Regions from separate parts of the Homo sapiens genome. Here all the other regions are linked to region 1. A link is a contact called in ENCODE Hi-C or POLR2A ChIA-PET data. All regions are on one chromosome and are shown on one strand. Each heading gives the region's core, a stretch centred on a gene start or an enhancer-like site at or near the end of the contact. The rest is flanking DNA. Distances are from core to core; before and after follow the strand shown. Region 1 has its middle 93 kb from the start of LINC02543. Region 2 overlaps JARID2 (jumonji and AT-rich interaction domain containing 2). Region 3 holds the start of GMPR (guanosine monophosphate reductase). Region 4 overlaps DTNBP1 (dystrobrevin binding protein 1).

Region 1 (4,723 bases), core at 1,564-4,063:
GAAGACCGATTTGAGTAATAATAAAATTTCATACAGCCAGCTCTGCATGAATTGAAATCTTTCTCTAATGCAATTCTCCTGTCTTAATAAATCAGCTCTGTCTAGGCAGAGGGTAAGGAGAACCCATGGGGCAGTTACATTATTACATTGGATTCTCATAGCAATCAATGCTATGCAGATCTCTCAGATGAGTTAGGTGAGTTATAGGTTGGTTCAAGTCACTACCTGATATGGTTTGGCTGTGTCCCCACCCAAATCTCATCTTTTTTTTCTTCTTTTTGAGAGATAAAGTCTCACTCTGTTGCCCACGCTGGAGTGCAGTGGCACAATGTCTACTCCCTGCAACCTCTGCCTACCAGGTTCAAACGATTCTCCTGCCTTAGCTTCCCAAGTAGCTGGGACTACAGGTGTGTGCCACCACGCCCAGCTAATTTTTGTATTTTTAGTAGAGACATGGTTTCCTCATGTTGGCCAGGCTGGTCTCGAACTCCTGACCTCAAGTGATTTGCCCGCCTTGGCCTCCCAAAGTGCTGGGATTACAGGTGTGAGCCACTGTGCCTGGCCCCAAATCTCATCTTGAACTGTAGTTCACATAATTTCCACATGTCATAGGAGGGACCCTGTGGGAGGTAATTGAATCATGGGGACTGTTACTCCATGCTCTTCTCATGATAGTGAGATCATGAGATCTGATGGTTTTATAAGGGGCTTTCTCCCCACTTTGATCTGCACTTCTCCTCGCTGCCACCATGTGAAGACAGATGTGTTTGCTTCCCCTTCTACCATGATTGTAAGTTTCCTGAGGTCTACCCAGCCCTGTGGAACTGTGAGTCAATTAAACTTTTTTCCTTTATAAATTACCCAGTCTTGGGTATGTCTTTATTAGCAGCGTGAGAATGGACTAATACACCACCCAAGTCAGTTTATTCAACCAAGTATCTGTGAAACTACTATATCCATCAGCTAGGGCTGCTGTAACAAGTTACCACAAACTGTGTGGCTTAAGACAACAGAAATGTATTCTCTAACAGTTCTGGAGGTTAGAAGGCCAGAATCAAGGTGTCATTGGGGTTGGTTCTTTCCGGAGGTTTAGAGAAAGGATCTGCTTCATGTCTTTCTTCTAGCTCCTGGTGGTTGCCAGCAATCCCTGGCATTCCCTGGCTTGTGGCAGCATCACTCCAACCTCTGCCTCTGTCTTCACATGGCCTCCTAACCTGTGTGCATCCTCTGTGTCTGTGTCCACATTTTCCTCTTTTTCTAAGGACACCAATTATTGACTTTAGGGCTCAACCTAATCTAGTATGACTTCATCTTAAACTTAATAAAGATCCTATTTCCAAATAAGGTCACATTCACAGGTTCTGAGTAGAAATGAATACTGGGGAGAGACTATTCAACCCTACGGCAACCTTAAGAAGCCGTTTAACCTCTCTTAGTCTCAGCCTCTTTATCTGTACCACAAAGCATTCTTGTGAGGATGAAATGAGAAATCCAGTGAAAACAGTTCAGCATCAGCTTTGGTAGTCCAAAATGTTAGCTGCTATTGCTGCTAACCTGTCATCATCATCATCTTTCTTCTTCATCTTCATCAGCCACTAGAATTATTATTTTTTGAGACAGAGTCTTGCTCTTTTTGCCCAGGCTGGAGTGCAGTGGCACCATCTTGGCTAACTACAATCTCTGCCTCCCGGGTTCAAGCTATTCTCCTGCCTTAGCCTCCCAAGTAGCTGGGACTACAGGCACCCACCACCATGCCCAGCTAATTTTTGCATTTTTAGTACAGACGGGTTTTCACCATTTTGGCCAGGGTGGTCTTGAACTCCTGACCTCAGGTGATCCGCCCACCTCGGCCTCCCAAAGTTCTGGGATTACAGGCATGAGACACCACACTGGCCAGTCACTGGAATTATAGGAGCTATGAGAGACAAAAGGGACAGCTCACAGTCTCCACTCCCAAGTAGGTTCTGGTTTAGCTGTGGACACTCCACTAACATCCCTTACAGGCTAAAGTGCTGAGTGCTATGGTTAGGACTGCCAAGGAAGAGGAGGCCAGGGTGGATGTCACCTGAGTGGACAGCACAAAAGGCACCCAACACAAGTAAGTTTTTTTTTGTTTTATTTTATTTTAGCCAGGGTCTCGCTCTGCTACCCAGGCTGGAGTGCAGTGGCACAATCATAGCTCACTGCAGCCTCAACTTCCTGGGCTCAAGCAATCCTCCCACTCAGTGTCTTGAGTAGCTACGACTACAGGGGGGTGCCACCATGTCTGGCTAATTTTTTAGTTCTTGGAGAAATGGGGACTCACTAATATGCCCAAGCTGGTCTTAAATTCCTGGGCTCGAGTACATCTCTTGCCTCACCCTCCCAAATTGTTGGGATTACAGGCATGAGCCACCATGCCCAGCTTTGAAAGGATTCTTAGGAGCAACATGGACCCCAACGGAGCTATGACTCACTGCCTTGAAGGGAGTGGTCTCTTCATTTCCATGCCATGAAACGTGCTCAAGGGCACACAGTCATATCACTCCTGAAGCTGAGATGCTTTCACTTCTCCTTGAAGAAGCATATCTCTAACCAAAATAACATTGCCTGTCATTTTGGTGAAACATCTTTGAGGTTTTGAGCTCATGGGAGTCCCAGGGGAGGAGAAACGTCTGACCTTCTTTACTAACCTTAAAGTCTCAGACAAAAATCATAGGTGGAGCTCTTCCCATCTGAATTTGCAATGCCTGTACAAAGTTAGCTGCCACGTGAAAACTATAAAGTGTGTGTTAGAATGTTTCTACTGTTAGAGTAGATAGGCAGATATGAGCAGGGCAGGAGAGGGCACCCCCAGGAGTGTCAGGTGACCATCAGGTGATGATCAGGCGGTTGTTAAACTCTCTCTGAAATGATAATTGGTCACAGCCGGCACCAGGCAAAGACAGGCTCCCAGTAGATAGAAAATACCTGGAGCTGGTGATCAGCAGCTTCTCAATAAGAGTTCAGGGGTTGGACAAGCAGGCCCAAGCATGCACACTAAGAGGCAAAGTGGCAGGTATATGACCTTCACCTGGGAACAGTCGACCGGTAAAGGAAAATTGCCCCTAGAGAGCATGCGCGCAACTGCAGTAAAATAAACTATGCACGCAGTCACCCTCCCAAGTGCTGAGCAACACTGTGCATGTGGTGGTTGAGCAACAGCCCGCCCCAAGGGAAGGATCAAGGGAGGAGAAAAGAAAGCCCCAAAATCATGCCAATGTATAAATCCCCAAGTCAAAGGCTGAATGGGGCGGTTGGCCTCTCAAGTTGCCAGCTTGGCCTTTTTCCATATGTACTTTGCTTCCTTTTGCTTCTGCTCTAAAACATTTTAATAAACTCTCATCCCTGCTCTAAAACTTGCCTCAGTCTTTCCCTTTGCTTTAAACCTGTGTCTGCCCCTCAGCAGAATTTTTTCCTCCAAGGAGACAAGGATCGAGTTTGCTGCAGATTTGTGTGAATTCCACCACTGGTAACACTACCACTGCTGGAAAGCTTGAGATGTTGCGTGCAAGAGACCTAGAGTCAAAAACATCCATTGTTGGCTGGGCTCACGCCTGTAATCACGAGGTCAGGAGTTCAAGACCAGCCTGGCCAAGATGGTGAAACCCCATCTCTACTAAAAATACAAAAAAACTTAGCCAGGCACGGTGGCGGGCGCCTGTAATCCCAGCTACTCAGGAGGCTGAGGCAGAAGAATAGCTTGACCTCGGGAGGCGGAGGTTGCTGTGAGCTGAGATTGCACCACTGCACTCTAGCCTGGGCAGCAGAGCAAGACTCCATCTCCAAAAATAAAAATAAAAATAAAGTACATTGCTAAAAACCATACTTTGGAGCACTCAGTGGCTGTTTAATTGAGAGTGCAATTGGGATTTCCTTTTTTCTAACCTTTCCATGTGGAGAGGACTCTGGAAAAATAGTGACTGCTGGCCTGTGCATGTACACGTCTGAAGTGTACTGCTGAAGTAACTAGCTTTCTTTAATCTGCAGAAGACCTTGCCTTTCATACTGGTATTATAAATAAGATGAATTCTGTTCATCAATAAGTAGGGACTTAAAGACAAAATTGTTCCTTTAATAATAGATCCGCTGGGCAAAAATAATCTGATTGGCTTCTTTGATATGAGATGAAAGATAAATTGATTCATGTAAATGTGTTTCCCTTTGGAGAGTACTCCAGTGCACTGAGTTGGGGCACAACATGATATAATTAATAGTTGTCATAGCAATGGGTTATATTGCTAAAATCCAGATGTGAGTTGGCTATTAGGGTTTCACAACATGTATGGAGGCTGGATTTATAGACCATCCCATAAAACTTCCATACATCCAATGTATCTATACTAAATAGTCTTAGCTTACATTCTTGGTCCTCTAAGCAGAAATCAAATGCCTGATCATATCACTGGAATTTTCTAGAAGTGTTTGGAAATTAAATTCTTCCCACTGAATGGTCAGGTCATGTATCCTGATGTTCTTTTTGAAACTGCAGCTGCTGTAATCCTTTGGTATGGTGAGGAAGATGAGCAGATGAAGAAGAGGGAGAATATCTCTTTCAAAAGCCCCTGGCAAATTTTTGTTTGCTCGGTTTTTTTGTTTGTTTGTTTTGTTTTGTTTTGTTTTTAAGACAGAATCTTGCTCTGTCACCCAGGCTGGAATGCAGTAGTGTGATTTTGGCTCACTGCAGCCTCCACCTCCTAGGTTC
Region 2 (4,723 bases), core at 1,607-4,106, 480 kb after region 1:
GGCAGCCAGGGATGAATACATACAGGTCTATCCACGTCTGTGTGCCTCCCAGAAAGAGTTTAGGAATGCGGGCTCAGATGTCTAAGCAGTGAAAGTAGTAAGTACTGGCCAAACAACGCAGACCAACGAGGGGATGAAGCCTGACCACTAGAGAAAGGGACCAGAGGTTAACAAAAAGACCCTCCGGGAGAGGAGGTGTCTTGGGGAAAACAAAAACGGAGCTCCACCCAAAGACAGGGCACCTGCAAAGGCACAGCAGCACCATAAAGGTATTCACAGTTGCAGGAACCCAAAACACTGGTCACCAGACACATGTTCACACCTCTTCCCTATCACGGCCCCAAGGGAAGCAGAGGCCAGCAAGGAGTGGAGATGAGAAGTGACAAGCTTCTCCAGCATCCTGCAAACAGATATCCCATACCAAGGATAAAACGTACGTGCTCAGCCCAGGGTGAGGTCAAGCATACAGAGGTACCTCTCAGACTTAATTATCCTGATCTAGGTAGTAACAATTTGAAATGGAACCTGCAGTCCATCCTGCCACGTAAGCCACACAAATCTACCCACACATGACCCATAAAAGTGAACTTAAAATACCAGCCTGTCTTTGTCCCATGACTCAGGAACAACTTGCCCCACAGTGTTACACCAACAAACCACATTCCCCATCCAAACTCTTCCTTCTGTGATGTTGAACTCTACCTCCTATATTAATCCTTCTGAATTTAGTAGTTGCACAATTCTTCCCAAAAGCCAAAACCACTATCCTGTCCCCAACCTCAAAAAACGAGCTGGACCTCAGCTTTCTTTCCAATGACAGATGACTGGGATGCAGGCCAGGCATAGTGGCTCACACCTGTAATCCCAACAATGGGAGGCTGAGTCAGGCAGATCAACCAAGCCCAGGAGTTCGAGACCAGCCTGAGCAACATGGTGAAAACCTACTTCTACAAAAAATGAAAATAATTAGCTGGACGTGGTGGCACATACCTGTAGTCCCACCTACTTGGAGGCTGAGACAGGAGGATCACTTGCACCCAGGACGCGGAGGTTACAGTGTGCCGATATCGTAACACTGCACTCCAGCCTGGGCAACAGAGCCAGGCCCTGTCTCAAATAAATGTTTAAAAAAAAAAAAAAAAAAAAGACTAGGCTACACCTGTAAGCCTTGATAGCATAGTCAAGTAGGCCTAACCCATGAGAAGACAAGATGGACTCAACAACAGGCGTCATTAATGAGAAAAAAGGAGCTGCTTCCTGTAAACTGGAGCAATACAAAAGATTGTTTTATAATCCCAAAACAGAGTCACATAAGCAGTATTCTGCCAAGCACTTAAAATTCTGAGAGAGGGAGGGGGAGCGGGGAAGCCCACACAAAACCAGTCAGATTTCGTGTTTATTTGACCAGCTTCATCTATTGTGTAGACACCCATGGTGGGGCTCTATTTCCTGATGGGGAAGCAGAAGTGGGGAGACACAGCCACCATCTTGGGTACCCCTAGAGCAGAGGTGAGAAATTGTGAGTTAAATGAGGTCTGAACCAAGGGTTTTTGCTGCAGGGAAAGAACCTGACCACGAATGTCGATGAGCAGCATGTGCAGCCTCCAGGAAACAGAGCATGCACAGCCCAGCGAGAATTGCTGGCACACTCAGAAAACGCTTCCTTAGCTCTGTGCTATCCAACCTCAGACACTGAAACCCAGGAACTCAGGTTCACCTTGCTGATCAAGGTGAAGGCACAGTGCGTGAAATACAAACTTCCCTCCCACACTTGGAAGATTTCCATGGGAAAGGTGAATATGCACAAGCAAGCACTGTGATGTGAGCCACCCCAAACCTACCAACTCCAGCTCACTGCAGGAAAAGTAAAGAAAAAGAGTATTCGTCCAGAAGGACAGAGAACCACCCACTAAAATCAACAAGTAATCACAGATCTACTTGCAGCAGCTACCTGAAACAACAGTCAGCTGAGCTGGGCCCTCTCCTGGACGCGCTTCTCTCCAGGGTCCTTAAACAAAAGGACCTCTAACATTGGAGGACCCAAGAGAGGATTTCGGGAGCTGTAGGTTCTGCTCAAGATAAGCTAAAACTTTTCCCCTTTCTATCCATCGCTCAGTTTATAATGAAGCAAGGCATTTCATGTACTTCAGAAAAGAAGGAATACATCCCTTGGCAGAAGAGATTATTTACTAGAAGAGGTCAGCTGAAGAGTAACACTAGGCATGACAGCAAGAGGTGCCCCTCAGCACAGTTGTGGACCAGGCCAGACCCCAGTTCAAACTGCACCCCCACCCCCAGTACAGCTCACCAAGCCAACTGCTGTCCAGATGCACACACCTGAAAATTCAGACCTACATTTGCTACAACTTATGGAAGGTGACATGGTACAGTGGCAAAGTCCAGGCATTATAGATGTGAAAGCTTAGATCCAAATCCTATTAACTCAGCTGCCAAGTGAGGGTGGTAAAACCTTAAAAACAGGTATTTCAAAAGAATTAAGGTAAAAATTTTTAGCACAATATTATCTAGGCTAAGGTCAGTTCTTCCTAACGGAAGAGACAGATTACATAGCTTCAAAGAAGGACTTCTAATAGTCACAGGCTTTATTATGGAATGGAGTTTACTATTTTTATTATAGGCCGAATGCTTATGTTTATTAATTTTGAATTTTTTTTCTTGGAGTCAGGGCTTACTTACGCTGTTCACCTTTTTTTTTTTTTAAAGACTAACAAAACTAAATGAAAAGCTATGACCGTGGCTAGTTCCATTTCCTGATGGTACGTGTCTCTCTCACACTCTCATTCAACATTCAAAGAACAGAAAGAACTTCCGCTTTTAGTGAAGCTAGACAGGATTTATACCTCTTGCCTGTCTGAAAGAACTAAAAATCCACACAAAACAACGGCCACCATATAGCAACATACTGTGATCCCTGACGGATGGAAAACAAATGATCCCTCCAGCTCACTGCCCTGAGAGAATGTCCAGGCTGCAGCAGTTACGGAAAGGGCAAGCAGAGCCGGGGTTGAGAAACACAAGGGGAGGCCAAGGTGATATAATGTGTAAGGCAGAGCACAGCAGAGGCCAGAGCCACACAGACAACAATGGAATCTGCCAAAGGCGCTCCTCATGTCTTCCGCTGAGTACTAACAAGCACATTTGTGTTAGGAAGCTACCCAAGAGAAAGTATTTCCAGAAAGGATTAGCAGGAACAGTATCCAAATTGTAAAAGCACCAGGAATAGTGCCCATTCTTACTAGCCTACATGGTAAACATAATCCATAGGACATCAAGTAAAATACTCGTAAGGGTTTTTGCCTGAGTAGCAGGGAAACAATGCCTCACAGTAAACACTGCTTTGGCCCTACCTAACCATGCTTGAAACCAAGATCCAAACAGATCAAACTGTTCCCTAATAATCAGATCTCAGAACAATGCTCAAGAATATGTAGAGAAATACGAACATTTCCCACAGCCAGAGAAAAATTTAGTGTCTGTCAAGTAATAAAAAGCTACCAGACATGCAAAGATGCAGGAAAATATGACTGATGAGGAGGAAGATTAATCAATCAAAACTGTTTTGTAAATAATGGAAGACAAAAATAGCACATATACTCAAATATCTCTTGTAACTGTACTCCACATGTTCAAGAAACACCAAAGAATAAGCATATTACTAGAGACACTGAAGATTATGGAAAGACCAAAATCTAACTTCTTTTTTTTTTTTTTATGGAGTCTTGCTCTGTCACCCAGGCTGTAGTGCAGTGGTGTGATCTTGGCTCACTGCAACCTCCGCCTCCTGGGTTCAAGCAATTCTCCTGCCTCAGCCTCCTGAGTAGCTGGGATTACAGATGCGCACCACCACGCCCAGCTAATTTTTGTATTTTTAGTAGAGACAGGGTTTCACCATGTTGGCCAGGAAGGTCTTGAACTCCTGACCTGGTGATCCACCCGCCTCGGCCTCCCGAAGTGCTAGGATTACAGGCGTGCCCAGCTGTAACTTCTAAAATATAATAACAATGTCTGAGATAAAAGATATATTCAATAGTCTTACCAGCAGATTTAGGGTATAAACTATCTAAAATGCAACATACAGATCAAAAAAGGAACAAAACACATGAGCTATGGGACAACTTCAGAGTAATATATATGAAAATTAGGTCCCCAAAGGGGAGACGAATGCACACGAAAATATTTGAAATAATAATGGCTCTAATTTTTCCATAGTAAATGAAATCTACAAACCTAATACACTCAATGAATCTCAAACTCTGGAAATAAAAACTGCCAAGGCACATCGTATCAAATTGCCTAAAACCAGTAAGGGATTCAAAAGAAAATTGTGGTAAATGATTGCTCCTACAAAGCTATGAAAATAACAACAGGATTCTCATCAGAAATGATGCACATCGGGACAGTGGGGCAGTGTCACTGAAGTACTGATGGTGAATGACTATTAACCTAAAATTTTATACCCAGCAAAAATATCTATAAGAAATGAAGGTGTATTTTGTATAACTGCATGTAATTCTACAATTATCATAAAAGTATTTTTTTAATGTGGGTGAAATGAGATCTTCCCAGACATACAAAAGCTGAATGATCAACAGCAGACCTAATGTTAGAAATGTTAAAATCCTTCAAGCAAAAGCAAATGCAAATGATACTAGAAACAAAAATGGCAACTACGTAGATAACTTGAAACAGAAGATAGGCGAGA
Region 3 (4,723 bases), core at 1,257-3,756, 340 kb before region 1:
TTGTGCAAGGAAAAGTTTTTATCTGCCTGTGAAAAATTTCAGGCATCAACAAGCAAACTGAGAAAACATTGAGAGGGGATTAGGGAGGCCTAACTAGATCCCTCAACGCCACCGAGGCAAGTAAAGTCAGATCATGGGGGTGGCCAGCCAGGCAGCAGCCTCACGCATCAGGGAGCTAAACCATCACGGCAACCGATTAGAAAGGCAATGCTGGTTAACCTGAGTCTCCAGGCCCGTGGCTGGCAAACTCCCACGAACATAAAAATACAAAAGAGACTCCTCAAGGGCACTGAGTTCTCACTGCAATGTGTACATGAAGATTGCAAAGATGCTATCCCAAACTGGAACATTAGTTACAATCTGCCCAAATTATGAAGCCAAGTGTTGCATGACATTGTCGCATGATGTGATAGTATTCCCCGAGAAGGAGTAATTCATTCTATTACATAAATTTCATTTTAGCTTTAGAGACAGGGTTGTCCAGGCTGAAGTGCAGTGGCACCATCATAGCTCACTGTAACCTCCAGCTCCTGGGCTCAAGCCATCCTCCCGCCTCAGCCTTCCAAGTAGCTGGGACTACAGGTGAGCACCACTGCCCTAATTTTTTAAATTTTTGTTGTAATCTCCAGCTCGTGGGCTCAAGCCATCCTCCCGCCTCAGCCTTCCAAATAGCTGGGACTAGAGGTGTGCACAACTGCCCTGGCTGATTTTTTAAATTTTTGTAGAGCTGAGGTCTTGCTTTGTTGCCTAGGCTGGCCTCGAACTCCTGGCCTCAAGCAATCCTTCCACCTCAGGTTCCTAAAGTGCTGGGATTACAGGTGTGAGCTACTGTGCCTGGCCCTATTACATTAATGTTCAATATTTTACCTTCTCAACATGTTTTCTGGTTCAGAAAATAGGTATATCTTTGTTTTGAACATCCAATTTTCTGAAAAATGAGTTTCTCTCTTCTAAATACATTTTGAATATTTAAAGAATATTGAGGCCACCAAATTATTAGCACATCCAGAATCCCCCTATTTCATCTTGGTCTTGCCTTAGGAATTGGCTACAGCTCATGCTTCCAGAGGCCCAGGCCTGCCCTCCAAACTGTTTTTGTTCCAAGAGAGGCCCCCTCTTTAGCACCTGAAAGGTCATGAGGGACAGGCACAGGGTCACCCAATCTGGGGCGATAAGTTTTAATCATTCCTCCCCTACGTCCTCCAGTCCTGCCGGGCTCCAAACCAGCCAATGCTGCTGCTTACAGAAGGCCACTTGGTTTAGTCATTGGCTAACGCGGAGGCTTCCCCAATCCAAGCAAGCCCTCGGCTGGCAGCCCCAGGCACTGCAGTTAGGCCTGGCACCGGAGTGGGCAGCGGACTTCTTTGCTGAGGGGATTTATTTATGGTCTTGTTTGTGGAGCTGAGTGGACGGAGCTGTGCAGGTTGGCCCAGCCTCCTCGTGTTTACTCCTTCAGCCCCAGCCTTCAACCGTGTCCGGTTTCCTCACCTTCCTCTCCAGCTCTCAGCAAAGCCAGTCACCAGCGCACACCACCCCGGGGCACTCTGCCTTTCAGGCAACTAGTTTATCCTTCAGGGACTGGCCTCCCTTCCCCCAGCCTCAGGCTATTTCCAGTCCGGTCTCCACCTGTTCCTTAGGATTTGAGGACATCCAGGCAGAACCAGGGAAATGCCCGAGGCTTCCAATTCGCCCCCACCTCTCTCACCCCAAAGCTTTCGAAACTCTTCTCCAGGGCTAGGCTGGGACCGCGGGCTGTCCAGTACCGCTGAGTCCCCAAGCCCCACTGCCAGCAAGGCCGCCAAACTCAGAAAGGAAACCCTGAACTTGTGCCCTGGGTTCTGGTTTTTCAGACGCGTTCACGAAGTTCCACCGCTGGACCCGAAGCGAAAGCAGCAGCAATTATCAGCACTAGGAGACGCAGCCAAAAATCACCGGGATCTGCAGTTGTTTTTCTCGTCCTCTCTCCCCTAGCTCCAGTTTCCTTTTCTTGCTATAAGCGCCCTCGTACCCCTATTCCTTCTAAACCAACTGGCCACTGGATCTCGCTCATCTGTGGTCGAGTTTCACTGTGAACTTCCCCTAGGCCACCCAACGGGACCGACGTGTAGAGAATTTCATGGGCCCCCGTATCACCGCCCTTAAAGACACCTCACGTCCTGGCAGGTGCTGGGGCGCGGGAACGGGGGCGCAGCGCCCCAGTCTCAAACACCAAAGCAGGCAGGGTAACCCGGTGCCACCCCCTTCCACCCACTTGCCCCGCGCCACCCGGAAAAAAAAATCCCACCCCACTGCGACTTCCGAACGTCCCCCACCTCGGCTCGGCTCTTGAGGCTGCTCCGCTTAGGTCGGAGCAGGACATCCTTGAAGTCGAGCTTGAGGTCCGCATCTATGCGGGGCATGGTGCAGCGGCTCCTGGCTGCGGCGGCGGCGACGGCGGGGCGGGGGCGCCTGCGCGGGGCGGCGCGGGGAGCGCCGGGGCTGCTGTGCCGCGGCCGGGAGCTGGCGTGGGCCGGGTGCGCACGCCGCGGTCTTAAACACGCCCCGCCGACCCGCGGTCACGCTTGGCCCGCCCCGGGCACCGCCTCCGCCTCAGGCAGGGGTTGAGAGGCAGACTGGTTAGGGACAGATTGGCGGCGAAGCCCTTCCTCCTCGCGCCGCCGCCCCCGTCCTTCCCCCTCAGGTGTACAGCCCGTGGCAGTGACCGAATGGGGACGGGGGAGGGAAATGCGCACCGTTCTGTTTGTCCCCAGGGTCCCCGATGGAGAGGGGACTTAGCGTGTGGCTGCCTTATCCAAGGGAAAAGTCGCTCCCTGAGAGCTTTTACTTTTTTTTTTTTTTTTTTGAGACAGTCTCACTGTCGCTCAGGCTGGAGTGAGTGGCGCTATCGCCGCTCATCGCAGCCTCGACTTCCTGGGCTCAAACGATTCTCATGCCTCAGCCTCCTCGAGTACAGGCGCACGCCGCCACACCCAGCTTATTTTAAAAATTATTTCCTAGAGGCGGGGTTTCACCATATTGCCCAAGCTGGTCTCGAGCCCCTGACCTCAAGTGATCCGCCTGCCTCGGCCTCCCAAAGTGCTGGGATTACAGGCGTGAGCCACCGTGCCCGGCGGATTCTCCTTTTTTAAAATTCAAGCCCGGTGTGCTCACCCAGTGTTGAGGAGCACGTCTCTCACTTGCCAAAGAACCAGAAACCCCAGGGAGGTTGTATAGAATTAAGGAAAAGAACGTGGGCAGTTAACTGTTTAGCTGTACTGGGATTGTGGAGGCCATGATTCCCTTTGGACTTGTTGTTAAGAGACAAGGTCTCACTGTGTTGCCCAGGCTGGTCTTGAACTACTGGGTTCAAGCAATCCTCCCGCCTCAGCTTCCCAGTGTTGGGACTACTGGCGTGAGCCACTGCGCCCAGCCTGGATTTCAGGATTTTTGTTTAAGAAAAACAGTGAGGTCTGTAGTCGACGCAGATCCTGAGATTTGAGGAGCCTGAGTCCCCTCTGAGGGTTACCAGTGATGTGAGTTCGAGGGGTTACCAGTGATGTGAGTTCATTGATTCACTTATTGACCTTACCGACCTTTTATTATACATTTGAAATGTGCTGCCGGGCTTCATGCATCATCTCATTCACTCTCAGAACAACCCAATGAAGAAAGAGCCATTTCACAGATAAGGAAAAACGAGGCTTCTATAAATGAAATAACTTGCCTAAGGCCGCAGAAAAATTCAATATAAATTTCTCAGTCCTTAAAACTTGCTACAACTATTCACTGAAGCTGCTTTTGTCCTGGAACATCTCTGCCTGAGTTTGAAACCTGGTTCCACCACTGTCTAGCTAGGTGACCTTAGGGGAGTCAATTTCTCTAAGTCTCAGTTTTCTCATAAAAGGGGTGGGGGCAGGAGGGGGGGTTAACCCTATCTCCTCCCTGGTTTTTGTGAGAATTAAAGTGTGTGTGTTTATGTAAGCACAATGTCTGTCCCATAGTAGTTGCTCAATGCATGGTAGTTACAGATTTGTAGTCACATGTTACATTATGTGCATTGTGTTTGTATTTTCAAACTAGAATGCTAACTGCACAAAGGCAAGAATCATCTTTCATTCTCTTCCATTTTTCTGCAGCCTCGAACTGAGCTAGCAACTGTTCTCCTTGAGCTAGCATGTGATAAGGCTGACCATAAAAGATACATCACAATATTCAATTTAACACAAATGTCTGAAGATGATAAAGGTCTCAGCCCATCCCACATGGTTTCATTAGCTATACCCCAAAGGAAGTTCATGAAGTTTCAGGGAAGGAAATGAAACTTATCAGAGAGAATGAAAGTAGCCACAATTAGTCCAGCCCATGCAATGTTTATAACCCTTGACGAATTCTTGGGAGCTGGCCAGATGTGCTGCTTATTTGTGAAGTACGGAAAGGAAACCTAATTCTGATCTTTTAAAGATTAAATAGAGGTAAAATATAATTACTAGATGGTATGATTATTTTTAAATTATTATCCTTAAAGGGAAGAGAAACTGACCTTGTTAAGCATCTGCCAGCGTGGATGAGGGCTTTATTCATTGTTTCATACATGGTCTTAAAGGAGAAGCTTCTGTAGGTTGTCCTTGCTCTTTCCCTCTGGTTCTCTTTCTTTCTGGCTAGCCCTCCTTTTATTAGAATAGACAGAGAAGTTCATTTTACACATTCCATTCCCTCTCCCTCTGGAACATTCCTCTATAACTGC
Region 4 (4,723 bases), core at 834-3,333, 290 kb after region 1:
ATGAAGGAGTGGAGCACAGGGCAAAGTTTTCCAGCAAAATAGGAGCCCTGAGCTAGTTTTCTCCAAGAGGCAAATGACTGGGTTGCTCTTTTCTTTTCCTGCTCTTCTCCTCCATTACTAGAGCAGAAGGAAAGGAGCATGAGCTCAGGCTGTGGAAAGGGGCTGGAGGGCTTCAAATCTCAGCTCGGTCACACACTACCTTTGAGACCTTAGGCAAATTATTTTATCTCTCTTGGCCTCAATGTCACTGATTTATGATGGGATAATGATGTACCCCTATCATAGAGTTGTTATAAGGATTAAATGAATTAATTGTTACCTAATTCAGTTAGTGCTTTGTAAATATTAGTTATAATAATGGCTGTTATCACTAGGCCAACCTGAACTGGAGATGGAAAAGGAGTCTAAGGGTAACAGCCTGCTAGACTAGCTCTGGCATCCCAAGTCCTGCAGTGGCCATCTCAGAGAAGGAAGGTACAGGGTTGGTATTTCTGAAGTCCGTGGGGAGTCAGTCTCAGAGGACATGAGACAGACTGTCATCTGTGCTGGGCGCCTCTGGAACTGAAGCTGGAGGCGGGCTTTGCTAGTTGGGAGGAAGCGGAAGTCATGGGATTGGGTCTGGCTGTGGCCCAAGAGCAGATTTGGTGGAGAGAAAGATGGATAGGTTGGGCAGAGTACACTCTTGGTGTTAGGAGTGTTGATGAGTGGAGCTGTTCTGGATCTAGGATGTGACAATAACAGGAGTGGGTTGCTATCATGGACAGGAGGAGCTGGTCACTAATATACCACCACCCCCCTACCCCCAATGAAGCTAATACATAGGTGAGGTGGATTATTGTATTGATGTTAAAATCTTCTAGAATGAGGCCAAGGGATGAGGCAGAAATGAATAGAAATGAGTATTTTAGAACACAAGTTCTCAATCAGGGTCATGTGTCCTTAGAGATGGGCACTAAATGTTAATGAGCCATAAGAGTCACCTGGGGAGAGTATTTAAAATGGGGATTCCTGGGCTTCATCCTTGGGGAGTCCATTCTAAAGTTAATTCCAGTGGAGAAAGTTGAAATGACTCCTTATTCCACAAGCCTCTAGAATGGTTTAAATTTAGAATGGTTTGAAACAGGCATTCTAGGTAATTCTGATATGGGTGGCCTGTGGACCATAGTTTGAGAGACTGCCAGGCAGGGATGGGAGATTGGGTTGTGTGCAGGCTGTAAATGGAAGAGCTTCAGAAGAGCTCCAGGGAGGCCATGGATCAAATTGTTCACAAAAGGTTGTATGTGTGCGAATTTTCCAGAGGTGCTTTCTGTACATTTCATTTGTCCCACAAAGATTGTAGGAGGGCATTTGGCAGCATTAAGAATGGAGTCCTTGGCCAGGTGCAGTGGCTCACGCCTGTAATCCTAGCATTTTGGGAGGCCAAGGCGGGCAGATCATGTGGTCAGGAGATCGATACTGTGCTGGCTAACACGGTGAAACCCTGTCTCTACTAAAAATACAAAAAATTAGCCGGGTGTGGTGGCGGGCGCCTGTAGTCCCAGCTACTCGGGAGGCTGAGGCAGGAGAATGGCATGAACCCGGGAGGCGCAGCTTGCAGTGAGCCGAGATCGCGCCACTGCACTCCATCCTGGGCAACAGAGCAAGACTCCGTCTCAAAAAAAAAAAAAAAAAAAAAAAAAAATGGGGTCCGTGTCAAAAAAGGGGCATTTTTTTTTTTTTTTTTTTTTTTTTTTTTGAGATGGAGTTTCACTGTTGTTGCTCAGGCTGGAGTGCAATGGCATGATCTCGGCTCACTGCAACCTCCGCCTCCTGGGTTAAAGCGTTTCTTCTGTCTCCCGAGTAGCTGGGATTACAGGCTCACACCACCACGCCCAGCAAATTTTTTTTATTTTTAGTAGAGATGGAGTTTCACCGTGTTGGCCAGGCTGGTCTCAAACCCCTGACCTCTGATGATCCACTCGCCTCAGCCTCCCAAAGTGCTGGGATTACAGGCGTGAGCCATCACGCCTGGCCTAGAGAAGGGACTTTTGAATGAGTGGGTGAGCCTTGTGACCCAGGGCATTTCCAGACTGATATGTGGGTGTGGGAAAAGAGGAACTTCCCTTAAGAGGAAGATAGCAGAGGTAGAAATGGTCAGGCTAGTCTTCATTGTTAAATGAAAAGTTAGAGAGACATTCTGTTGTGAAGAAGTTAGGCATGGAAATATGTTTATAATGCAACAAGAGTTTCAAGGAACATGGTAAGAAGGCCTAGAATTTTGAGAGGAAATTTTTGCAGGAGGTTGGACAGCTTGGGTACAGGTCATGTGACCCTAGAAGGTGGTTTTCTCGTGTGTGAAATGGGGATAATAATAGTACAGTACATTATAGGGTTTTAGGGAATCAGTAAAGTGCTTGGAATAGTGCTTGGCACCAGCTAAGTGCTCTGTCAGTGGCTGCCAGCTCTGACTAACTCGTATTATTACTTGTGCAGCTATAAAGAAATGGGTATTCTATATTTTTAAATAGCCCATTGCTTTTTAGCTACATAATACAAAAAGTATATGAATATTGTGATTTTTCTATCAAGATATGTTGAAATGTGATTGTTGGAAACATATGATAGCAATACCTCAAAGATATTGTGGATTCTGTTCCAGTCCACTGCATTCTGCAGTAAAGCTAGTTACATGATTTTTTTTTTGCTTTCCTAGTGCATATAAAAATTATGTTTATACAGTATGTAGTCTATTAAATGTGCACTAGCATTATGTCTTAAAGCACAATGTACATACCTTAATTAAAAATACTTTATTGCTGATGATCATCAGCCTTCAGTGAGTTGTAATCTTTTTGATGGTGGAGAGTCTTGCCTCTATGGTAATGGCTGCTGACTTATCAGGTGGTGGTTGCTGAAGGTTAAGATGGCTGTGGCATTATCTTAATTAAAATAAGATAACAATGAAGTTTGCTACATCGATTGACTCTTTCTTCCTGGAAAGATTTCTCTGCAGCATGCGTTGCTGTTTGACAGCATTTCACCCATAGTAGAATTACTTAAAAAATTGGAATCAATCCTCTCAAACATTGCTGCTGCTTTATCAACTCAGTGTACATAACATTCTATGTCCTTTCTTGTCATTTCAAAAATGTTCACAGCATCTTCACCAGAAGTAGGTTTCTTCTCAAGAAACCACTTCCTTTGCTCATCCATAGGAAGTAACTCCTCATCTGTTTAAGTTGGATCACGAGATTGCAGTAATTCAATCGTATCTTCAGGCTTCACTTCTAATTCTAGTTCTCTTGCTATTTCTACCACATCTGTAGCTATTTCCTTCACAGAAATCTTGAACCTGTCAGAGTCATCCATGAGGGTTGGAATCCACTTCTTCAAAATTCTTGCTAATGTTTGATATTTTGACCTCCTCACATTAATTATGAACATTCTTAATGGCATCTGGAATAGTTAACCCTTTCCAGAGGTTTTCAGTTGACCTAGATCCGTTGAAGGAATCATTATCTATGGCAGCTATAGCCTTACAAATTGTATTTCTTAAATAATAAGACTTGAAAGTTGAAATGACTCCTTATTCCATAGGCTGCAGAATCAGTGTTGCGTTCACAACAATGAAACAACGTTGTTCTCCTTGTTCATCTCCATGAGAGCTCTTGGGTGACCAGGTGCATTGTCAAGGAGCAATATTATTTGGAAAGGAATTTGTTTTTTTTTTCTGAGCAGTAGGTCTGAACAGTAGGCTTAAAGTATTCAGTAAACTATGCCACAAACAGATATGCTTTCACCCAGGCTTTGTTGTTACATTTATACAGCACAGGCAGAGTAAATTTAGCATAATTCTATGGATTTTCAGGATGCCTCCAAAGATTTTCAGAGTAGTAAATGAGGCATTGGCTTCAGCTTAAAAGTCACCAGTTGTATTAGTCCCTAACAAGAGAATCAGACTGTCCTTTGAAGGTTTGAAGCCAGGCATGGACTTCCTCTCTCTAGCTATGAAAGTCCTAGGTGTCATCTTCTTCCAATAAAAGTCTATTTTGTCTGTTGACAATCTGCTGTTTAGCATAGCCACCTTCATCAGTTATCGTAGCTAGATCTTCTGGATAAGCTGCTGCAGCTTTTACATCAGCACTTGCTGCTTCACCTTGCACTTTGCTGTTATGGAGATGACTCCTTACTTTAAATTCCATGAACCAACCTCTGCTAGCATCAAACTTTTCCAGCTTTCTCACCTGTTTTAGCTTTCATAGAACTGAAGAGAGTTGGAACCTTGCTCTGGATTAGGTTTTAACTTAAGGAAGGGAATGTTGTGGCTGGTTTAATCTTCTGTCCAGACCACTCAGACTTTCTCCATATAAGCAATACGGTGGGTTTGTTTTCTTATCGTTCATGTGTTCATTGGAGTAGCATTTTTAATTTCCTTTCAGAGCTTTCCTTGGCATTCACAACCTACCTAACCATTTTGTGCAAAAGGCCTAGCTTTTGGCCTGTCTTGGCTTTCGACATGCCTTCCTCACTAAGCTTGATTATTTCTAGCTTTTGATTTCAAGTGAGAGATATAAGACTCTTTCTTTCACTTGAATAATTAGAGGCCATTGTAGGGTTATTATTAATAATTGGCCTGATTTCAATATTATTGGGTCTCAGGAAATAGAGGGGTCCAAGGAGAGGAAGAGAAATTGGAGAATGGCTGGTCAGTGGAGCAGTCAGAACACATACAACATTTATGGGG

The links. Hi-C counts contacts between places; a loop is a spot of excess contacts on that map. ChIA-PET counts read pairs that join two places held with the same protein, here RNA polymerase II (POLR2A). Pooled maps may share reads with other maps.
Region 2: a loop to region 1 is called in a pooled map, with 5 times the contacts of the local background. The contact joins two enhancer-like sites. A Hi-C loop is called at or near these places in 2 of 37 single-sample maps with no recorded cell type and 4 of 50 pooled maps.
Region 3: a loop to region 1 is called in a map with no recorded cell type, with 6 times the contacts of the local background. The contact joins the promoter of GMPR here to the enhancer-like site in region 1. A Hi-C loop is called at or near these places in 2 of 37 single-sample maps with no recorded cell type and 4 of 50 pooled maps. POLR2A ChIA-PET finds 5 or more read pairs at or near these places in 2 of 52 experiments (HEK293T and activated CD4-positive, alpha-beta T cell).
Region 4: a loop to region 1 is called in a pooled map, with 2.6 times the contacts of the local background. The contact joins two enhancer-like sites. A Hi-C loop is called at or near these places in 5 of 50 pooled maps. POLR2A ChIA-PET finds 5 or more read pairs at or near these places in 2 of 52 experiments (T-cell and activated CD4-positive, alpha-beta T cell).

The regions. Positions count from the first base shown.
Region 1 is chr6:15,899,666-15,904,388 of GRCh38, reverse strand. No RefSeq gene overlaps it. Among named protein-coding and RNA genes, the nearest start is that of LINC02543, 93 kb to the left of the region's middle. RefSeq lists enhancers at 1,970-2,029, 2,530-2,809, 2,990-3,079. Within about 2 kb of position 2,813, at least 4 of the 41 ENCODE cell types and tissues checked have a DNase peak (open chromatin) inside an H3K27ac peak, as active enhancers do.
Region 2 is chr6:15,419,409-15,424,131 of GRCh38, reverse strand. The region is part of intron 3 of JARID2 (jumonji and AT-rich interaction domain containing 2); the gene reads right to left. Among named protein-coding and RNA genes, the nearest start is that of DTNBP1-AS1, 120 kb to the left of the region's middle. RefSeq lists an enhancer at 1,573-1,632. Within about 2 kb of position 2,856, at least 8 of the 41 ENCODE cell types and tissues checked have a DNase peak (open chromatin) inside an H3K27ac peak, as active enhancers do.
Region 3 is chr6:16,236,370-16,241,092 of GRCh38, reverse strand. It overlaps GMPR (guanosine monophosphate reductase), which reads right to left and starts at 2,506. Exons shown (of 9, transcript NM_006877.4): 1 at 2,313-2,506. The coding sequence starts at 2,399. RefSeq lists silencers at 2,404-2,503, 2,624-2,723.
Region 4 is chr6:15,610,316-15,615,038 of GRCh38, reverse strand. The region is part of intron 6 of DTNBP1 (dystrobrevin binding protein 1); the gene reads left to right. Among named protein-coding and RNA genes, the nearest start is that of DTNBP1, 50 kb to the left of the region's middle. RefSeq lists enhancers at 1,961-2,030, 2,071-2,180. Within about 2 kb of position 2,083, at least 3 of the 41 ENCODE cell types and tissues checked have a DNase peak (open chromatin) inside an H3K27ac peak, as active enhancers do.